Regions from separate parts of the Homo sapiens genome. Here region 2 is linked to region 1. A link is a contact called in ENCODE Hi-C or POLR2A ChIA-PET data. All regions are on one chromosome and are shown on one strand. The core of a region is the stretch at or near the end of the contact, and the rest is flanking DNA. Distances in the headings are between cores, read along the strand shown. Region 1 has its middle 26 kb from the start of HLF. Region 2 overlaps STXBP4 (syntaxin binding protein 4).

Region 1 (3,785 bases), core at 456-2,955:
AGACTTTCCCAAAGCTTTACTTTTTTTTTTTTTTTTTTTTTCTTTTTGAGGCAGGTTCTCACACTATCCCCAAGGCTGGAGTGCAGTTGGGATCTCAGCTCACTGCAACCTCCGCCTCCCAGGCTCAAGTGATTTTCGTGCCTCAGCCTCCTGAGTAGCCGGGACTGCAGGCGTGAGCCACCACGCCTGGCTAATTTTTGTATTTTTTAGTAGAGACGGAGTTACACCATGTTGCCCAGGCTGGTCTCGAACTCCTGAGCTCAGGCAGTCTGCCCGCCTCAGGCTCCCTAAGTGCTAGGATTACAGGCGTGAGCAACCGCTCCCGGCCTCCCAAAGCTTTAGATGAAGCTGACACTATGGAAACCTTGGCAGAAGATTAGAAAGAAACAAGTTCCTGATGGCATTGTTTAGCAGGCAAATCGATGTATCCCTGAAATCCAACATCCAATCTGAAGTTAAATGAGCTTTACCGTTCAAGCCACTTAGAGTTGGACTTTTAGTTAACTTGCAACCGAATATAACCGGCACATATGTACTAACCACAGTGATAATAATATCTGCACTACAAACTCACAATCGGGAGAGTAAAAGCTAATCACATATGTGAAACTGCTGTGTCAGCTTTATTATGCAAGTATTTGTTGCTGAGAGCCTCTTGGTTAAGATACTTTCCCTCAAGAGACAGAACTTGAAAAGAATCTTAAAGATGTGGAGGGCTTCGGTTGTTCATATCGGGATTTTAAAAAACGTCTCAACTGTGTATCAGAAAGCTTAAGACATTAAGATTCAAGCTGAACAGAACAGGAAATGCGGCAGATACTGTACATGACAAACTTTCTAGGAGGAAATGATTTACATAAAAGCTGGTGCCCAGCACAGGGTAAGTGCTAAATAACTGTTTTTAAATGTTATTTGGAAAAAAAAAAAAAAAGATTAATCATCCATGGTACAAAATTTAAAAGTTACATAAGTATGGAGTCTCGCGTCTTCCCTGACCCCCACCCCCAGTCATCCAATATATTTTTCCAGAACTAGTCTGATCATAACATATATACATATATAATTTTTTTCCTCACAAATGTCAGCATCCCAGACACTGTTCTGCATCATTTTTTTTTACAAATCACATAATGTATCTTGAAGGTCTTTCCATATCAGTGTCTAGAGAGCAGAGTCTATTTGTTTTTAAGAGCTGCAGACAACTTCAAGTGTGGCCCAACCATAATTTACGTTTCTATGAATTTAACCGGTGTTATCGTTGGACATTTTGACTGTTTCTGGCCGTTTGTGATGTCCAACAATGATGTAATGATTATCCTTGCAGGGACTTCACTTCGCAGGAGCAGAAGCCCATTTGCAGGATAAATTCTGAGTTGCGGAACTAGTGATTTACAGGGCAGAGGTGCAGTCTTTGTCTTAATTTCTGAATTCACGAATGTTGAATGTGATGAATTCGTGGGAAGCCCCGCAGGGAGCCTAAGCAGCTCTCCAGAGGCTGTGGTTGTCACGGATGATGATTGCGGGACCCGCAGACTGAGTCTCCAAGCGCTCCGCCCCGCCGCGCCCCTCTCCGCGGGTCCCACCGCGGACCCGCCCCTGCGCGCCCCGGGCCAGGAGCCCCTAGCTGCAGGACCAGGCACGTGCGATTCCACGTGAGCCTCCCGGCCGGAGCGCAGATGGGAAGTGCGCATGCGCCTACCGCCTGGAAAGTAGGTCAGACTCCTCCTCTCACGTGACCTGCTCCCCTTAGCTACCCTCGGCGCCTCCCCGCCGGGGCGCAGCCGGGATGCGCTCGGCAGCCAACGTGACGGGGCTGGGCGCGGGCGGCTCCGCGAGCGCCCAGCGCCCGCGAGGATTTGCCGGTTCTCCTCACACCCGAGCGCTCCGCTCAGAAGTCGGGCGGGCAAAAGGGAGCGCCTCGGGAAGTATCTGGGAGCCGGGCTGGAAATGAATGGGGCCCGGAAGCGAGCTCAAATCGCTGACACCTGGCACCGGGCTGCGTCCACTTTCATGCTTCCTAAGGCAGTTCTGCCTGCAAGAAGGGAACGCGCATCGCCTTTCAGTAGATCACACCGATCGTTTGCACGTTTGCATTCTCAATTTCTGCACTATATAGGGCAACTCAGACATGAAAACAATCTTTGTAAGAAGAAGTGGAATGCTAATGGTTCCTGGAGTTTTGCAGGAATATTCCACCGGCCCCATTTCTAATCTCCCACTCACTCCCTCCCCAAAGACACTCCTACTAGAAAGCTTATCGGTAGATTTCTCACCTTCCACAAGAGACTTCAGGGGCGCTGCTGCTGCTGCTGCTGCTGCTGCTGCTGCTGGAGGCTGGAGGGGGTTGGGAGCAGGGAACGAAGGCAGGTCTGAATTAGCTGAAGCTAAATTCTATATATCAGAAATAATTTTATTTATTGCCCCATTGCTTTCTGATTTTTAACTTGTTGCACAAATGACAGACTCTGCCTCAGTGAGTTGCAATCCAGTGGAGGGCACTAACAGGCAAAATCATGGGTTACAATGCAGTGGGCTATACATGTTTTAATAGAGGTGTGCCCAGGTGTTATATAAGCACAGTGGTGGGTACCCTGAGTCTTGAAGACTAAGTGGGAGTTAGCTGGCAGAGAAATAAGGCAGAGGGGGTGGAAAGTGTTCCAAACAAAGGGAATAACTAATAGTTACATAATATTTTCCTCTAAGAAGTTTTTACTATAATTGTCTTAGTCATGCATATGGTTAGAATATGTATTGTTTACATTTATATTATTCTAAGACAGTCTTGAATGAACATTGTTGTGCATGAGGCTTCCCCCCTCCACTTTTAATAACCCCTAGGAGTGGGATTGCTATATAAAAGACACAAATATTTTGTAACTTTTGATAAAGTATTGCCAAATTATTTTCAAAAATATGTTGTACTCATTTGTACCAATATTTAGCCTTCAGTCAGTAAATTGCCCGTTATTTCAAATCAATGAAGCCTTATGACATTAACACTTGATTCATTAGAATATGCCAGAAATCATAATACACATGCATTTCTGCTTTATATGACCCATGACAAAAGTCTAATTGAATTCAAGTTTAAAAATGGGAAAATATCGGATCAGTACATTTCATTCTTACAGGGAACACCTAACATGGACAAGGTGGGAGGTGGGGGCAGGAGTGAAAGTGGGACAAACTAAAGCCTCACCAAATGCCTGTCTCTGATTGCTCTTTTCTTACTGTACGTCTAGGGTAAGAGATAAAGCAGCTCACACAAGCCAGAACAAGCAAAGAGGTTTTCACACCCCTCTGCAAATGTCAGAACAGTAGCAGAATCAAAGGGACCTAGGGTTTGACCTCTTCAGAGGTCACTTTAACTTGCAGCAGAAAAGCTGATCAGGTGTTGATGAATTTCTGGAAGCCTGCAAGCTTCCTAACTCAATTTCTGTTGGCATCTGTATCTGCAAGAAGAAAACAATACTGTGACATTAGAACATTTGTGACGAAAGGTAATGTAAGTAATGTGGACAATGAAAGGAGAACGTATCTTGGTTTTGCCTGTATTAAGCTAGATCACTAAGGAAATCTGAAGCATGGAACAGAGTTATAACTTTTCAAACACATGGTTGTAGTTCATACTGCGGTTATTTTCCTAATATCTATCCTTCACCTTGTGTATCAGTCTTATAATTTCAGCTGGTGGGGGGCCTTACCTCCTCTCTCAGTTCAGGGGTTGGGCTTGACCAAATTAACAAATCAGGGTGGTCCCATTGTTTTTTGTTTCGTTTCGTTTG
Region 2 (3,785 bases), core at 527-3,026, 150 kb before region 1:
ACCTGCCTCAGCCTCCCAAAGTGCTGGGATTACAGGCGTGAGCCACCGTGCCAGGCCTAGAAGACAATTCTAAAGCTTTCCTGGATTGTGGACTCCATTGAAATCTGATGAAAATCTTCTTCCCAGAAATGTGAGATTATACACATTTTGGATCCATTTTCAGAGTATTTATGAACCCCGACCTAGGACTCTCCCATGTATAAGGAACATGAATGCTTTCCACATCATTGCATACATGGCCATCCCAGCCTCACCAGAATACCTCTAACAGTAGAGAAGTGTGTAAATCATAGAGGCAGCCTGGAAGGAAGCAGCAGTTTGAATACATGTAAACAATGCTCCACAGAATCTCTGATGTTCCTTAGAGATGCTCCACAGAGCACCCCAATTGTTCATCCAATTTCATTGGCCAAATTGCTTAATTTCTAGGTCTGTTTTTGCATATAAAAAGTGGATCTCATAATATCAAAGTGGCAGGATTGAAAGATTAAATGTAGTACATATGAAATTCCCAAAAGAGCCTCTGGTAGGGTAAGATGTTCCCTGTATGGATGTTGTTGTTGTTGTTGCTGCTGCTGCCACTGCCATGACTACTGCTGGTGCCACATTATTGTTATTTAAAGTAATTAATTTAATTTTACTTTCTCGCTGTGGTAGGTATTAAATTATTATTGTCTAAAGCTTCTTTCAACTTGGATACATTTGAAAATATGGTAGATGAGAGCTTTTCATAATATGTATCATTTAATGTTATTATTGATGTTGTGTTAGAATGTAATTGTCACCGGAAACTGTGGCTAAATGTCTTAATCAGCATCTTATCTTTCAGTTGTTTATTGCTAACTGTGAGGAAACTTTTGTCTGTTCTGTCATTATTCACAGTGAAAACAGTCTGAAAACAGAATAGGCATTTTTAATCAGTATTGGAACCCCTGGAGATGCTTCTATTGATCTCCTTATATTTACATGTTCTATATCATTATAATGCCTTTGTGTAGTTTCTATTTGAAATAAAATAGTTTTGAACTACATGTTCAGAACTGCAATTTCTGTTTAACTGACATATAGATTGACAAAATGATTATGTAACAAAAGCATAAAGAGGCAGTTCTATCTTTAGAAATGCATAATAAGAAAAAATCTGGCCAGGTAACCCATATGAGGTCTTTAATAAAAAGAGAATATATTGACTTCTTGTTAAATTGACAGCATAAGCACAGGCCTTTAACTACCTTCCTTCAGGCCTCATGGAAATGATAACTAGAATACAAAATAGGGCAAAAATCTTCAAAAGCACTAGCTGTTACAGGTGAATCCTAAAATCTTTTTAATATAGGAGAGATAGGACCACATGGATGGAAAGCAGGAAGGGCCAACCTGTTACTCCCACTGCTAAACAACAGTAACGATTGTGGGAATAACTGACTGGCAGGAACCCTGGCAGGAGGACACTCTTAATATGTTCTGATTTGAAGGAGTAATGAATAAAGTCAAAGACAGGCTGGGGGTAGGGGGCAGACGATCTCTTTTCACTCTTTTTTATCTTAGTGAGTCAGTGGCATTTGTTGAAATCCTCAGGTTCACACAGATTATTTGTCAAGCAGAAGGACAACTGGGGCTTGATCCTTTAGAAAGTGGAGACACACTTTAGATCTGACAGACACTGGGGCATACAGGAAGCTTTAAATGTAAGAGGAGTTGGCACGACAGCTTCAGCACCAAAAGCCACATCACTCTGCGCAGCCACCTCTTGTTCTAAGTCACTTTTCACCCCACTCAGACTGCTGAGTCATCCTTAAACTCACAATGCAAAGGTACATTTCACCCAGAGGTTTGAGAGGGTAATTCCAACAACAATTTGGTCAAATTTTAGGGCAATCAAAGGGTCTACACATTCTTTAAAAGGTCAAAAACCAGTTCTGAGTAGAGAGCTCTCTAAATTCAAGCTTTTATGAATAAAAATGTATAACATATATAATGTGTATATATACACACACATCTCATTCAGGCTATTCTAGCTCTTATAAACAAATGCATACATATACATATAAATATATGATTGTGAAAAGGTCCACAAATAAAGCCAGGAAATACAGCTCTCAAGATTCATAGTGGACTTCAGGATCAAGATAGAAGAGGGATCTCATGCTAAAACCTTCCCATTCTGCTCTTACACATAGAAATGACATTTTAAATTGTGTGTGTGTGTGTGTGTCTGTGTGTGTGTGTGTGTGTGTGTGTGTGTGTGTGTGTGTTTAGATAAAAAACAAGAAAGGAATATCACCCTGCATCAGAAACAATATGAAACTATCATGATAAGTAGGATTTTAAGCTTCAGAGATTTCACAGAATTGAGATCAGCAATTGGAGCTAAGGTTTCTACACCCAAGAGGCCCTAAATGATGCCTAAGCAAAGGAAGCAAGGAGCGGGAATCCTTCTGTAGAGAATATACTTTATTTTCTTAAATTGCTCATGTATTAGGCATTTTAAAAAATCCCTCCAGTTTATGAGCCATCTGGGCCTGCCACTAATTAAAGTTGAAAGTAAACATTTCATCCACTACAGGTGGGGAATATAAATTGGCATGACATCCTTGGGAATCCGTTTTGCAGTATATATCAAGAGCTTTTTAAATATCCATTTGGAAGGTTTTTTTGAAAGTTAAAATGTTTTTAATGGTCATATATTCTCACTCAATAATCCCACCTGTTACTATTTTTTTTGCAAAAAAGATGTGTATAAGTATATACATGTATTTTTATTACTGCATTTCTTATACAGATTGAACATCCCAAATCTGAAATCCCAAATTTGAAATGCCCCAAAATCCAAAACTTTTGAGTGCAGATATGGCCCCAGAAGTGGAAAATTTCACACCTGACCTCATGTGATGGGTGGTAGTCAAAACACAGGAGCATAACACAGTTTATTCAGCGTCCCCAAGAGAAAAAAAACTAACAAAACAAAACAAAACACCCTCCCAGCCCACTTCAGCTTTGATATATTTTTTTCTGAGCAAGCATGATGGTGATGCCAAACAACCACAGATTGTCCACATGGGTGACCAGAATAGTGACACCTTTACTTTCTGATGGTTCAATGATCACAAGTTTGGTTCACGCACAGAATTGTGACCAGAATAGTGACACCTTTACTTTCTGATGGTTCAATGATCACAAATTTGGTTCACGCACAGAATTGTTACAAATATTCTATAAAAGCTGTGTAAAAGGTGCTTATGAAACAAATGAATTGTATGTTGTAGTCTTGGGTCCCATTCCTAAGGTACCTCATTATGTATATGCAAGTATTCCAAAATCCAAAATACTTCTGGTCCAAGCATCTCAGATAAGGGTACTCAACCTGTAATATCAAAAATATGGATGTTACCATTATTCTAACGGAAGTAACTCAGGAATGGAAAGCCAAACATCATTATCTTTTCACTTATAAGTGGGAGCTAAGATATGAGGACGCAAAGACTAAGAATGACACAATGGACTCTGGGGACTTAGTAGGAAGGCTGGGAGGGGGTTAAGGGATAAAAGACTACACATTGGGTGCAGTGTACACTGCTCAAGTGATGGCTGCACCAAAACCTCAGAAATCACACCTAAAGAACTTATCCATGTAACCAAACACCACCTGTTCCCCCAAAACTATTGAAATAACAATAAATAAATAAATGAAATGAAATACATAACATTTTGAAAATATTTCTATTAACAGTAAAAAAAGTCCTAATTTCTCTCAGTAAAGAAAGATTATGATTTTGTATTTTATT

What was found. Hi-C counts contacts between places; a loop is a spot of excess contacts on that map. ChIA-PET counts read pairs that join two places held with the same protein, here RNA polymerase II (POLR2A). Pooled maps may share reads with other maps.
Region 2: a loop to region 1 is called in a map of CD4-positive, alpha-beta memory T cell, with 7 times the contacts of the local background. The contact joins two enhancer-like sites. A Hi-C loop is called at or near these places in 2 of 168 maps with a recorded cell type or tissue (CD4-positive, alpha-beta memory T cell and posterior cingulate gyrus), 5 of 37 single-sample maps with no recorded cell type and 17 of 50 pooled maps. POLR2A ChIA-PET finds 5 or more read pairs at or near these places in 4 of 52 experiments (CD4-positive, alpha-beta T cell, CD4-positive, alpha-beta memory T cell, MCF 10A and 1 more).

What each region holds. Positions count from the first base shown.
Region 1 is chr17:55,236,751-55,240,535 of GRCh38, forward strand. No RefSeq gene overlaps it. Among named protein-coding and RNA genes, the nearest start is that of HLF, 26 kb to the right of the region's middle. RefSeq lists a silencer at 1,453-1,922. Within about 2 kb of position 1,706, at least 27 of the 41 ENCODE cell types and tissues checked have a DNase peak (open chromatin) inside an H3K27ac peak, as active enhancers do.
Region 2 is chr17:55,088,640-55,092,424 of GRCh38, forward strand. The region is part of intron 16 of STXBP4 (syntaxin binding protein 4); the gene reads left to right. LOC107985002 (a long non-coding RNA gene) reads left to right here. Exons shown (of 2, transcript XR_001752943.2): 1 at 1-3,785. Among named protein-coding and RNA genes, the nearest start is that of STXBP4, 120 kb to the left of the region's middle. RefSeq lists an enhancer at 1,505-1,604. Within about 2 kb of position 1,777, at least 3 of the 41 ENCODE cell types and tissues checked have a DNase peak (open chromatin) inside an H3K27ac peak, as active enhancers do.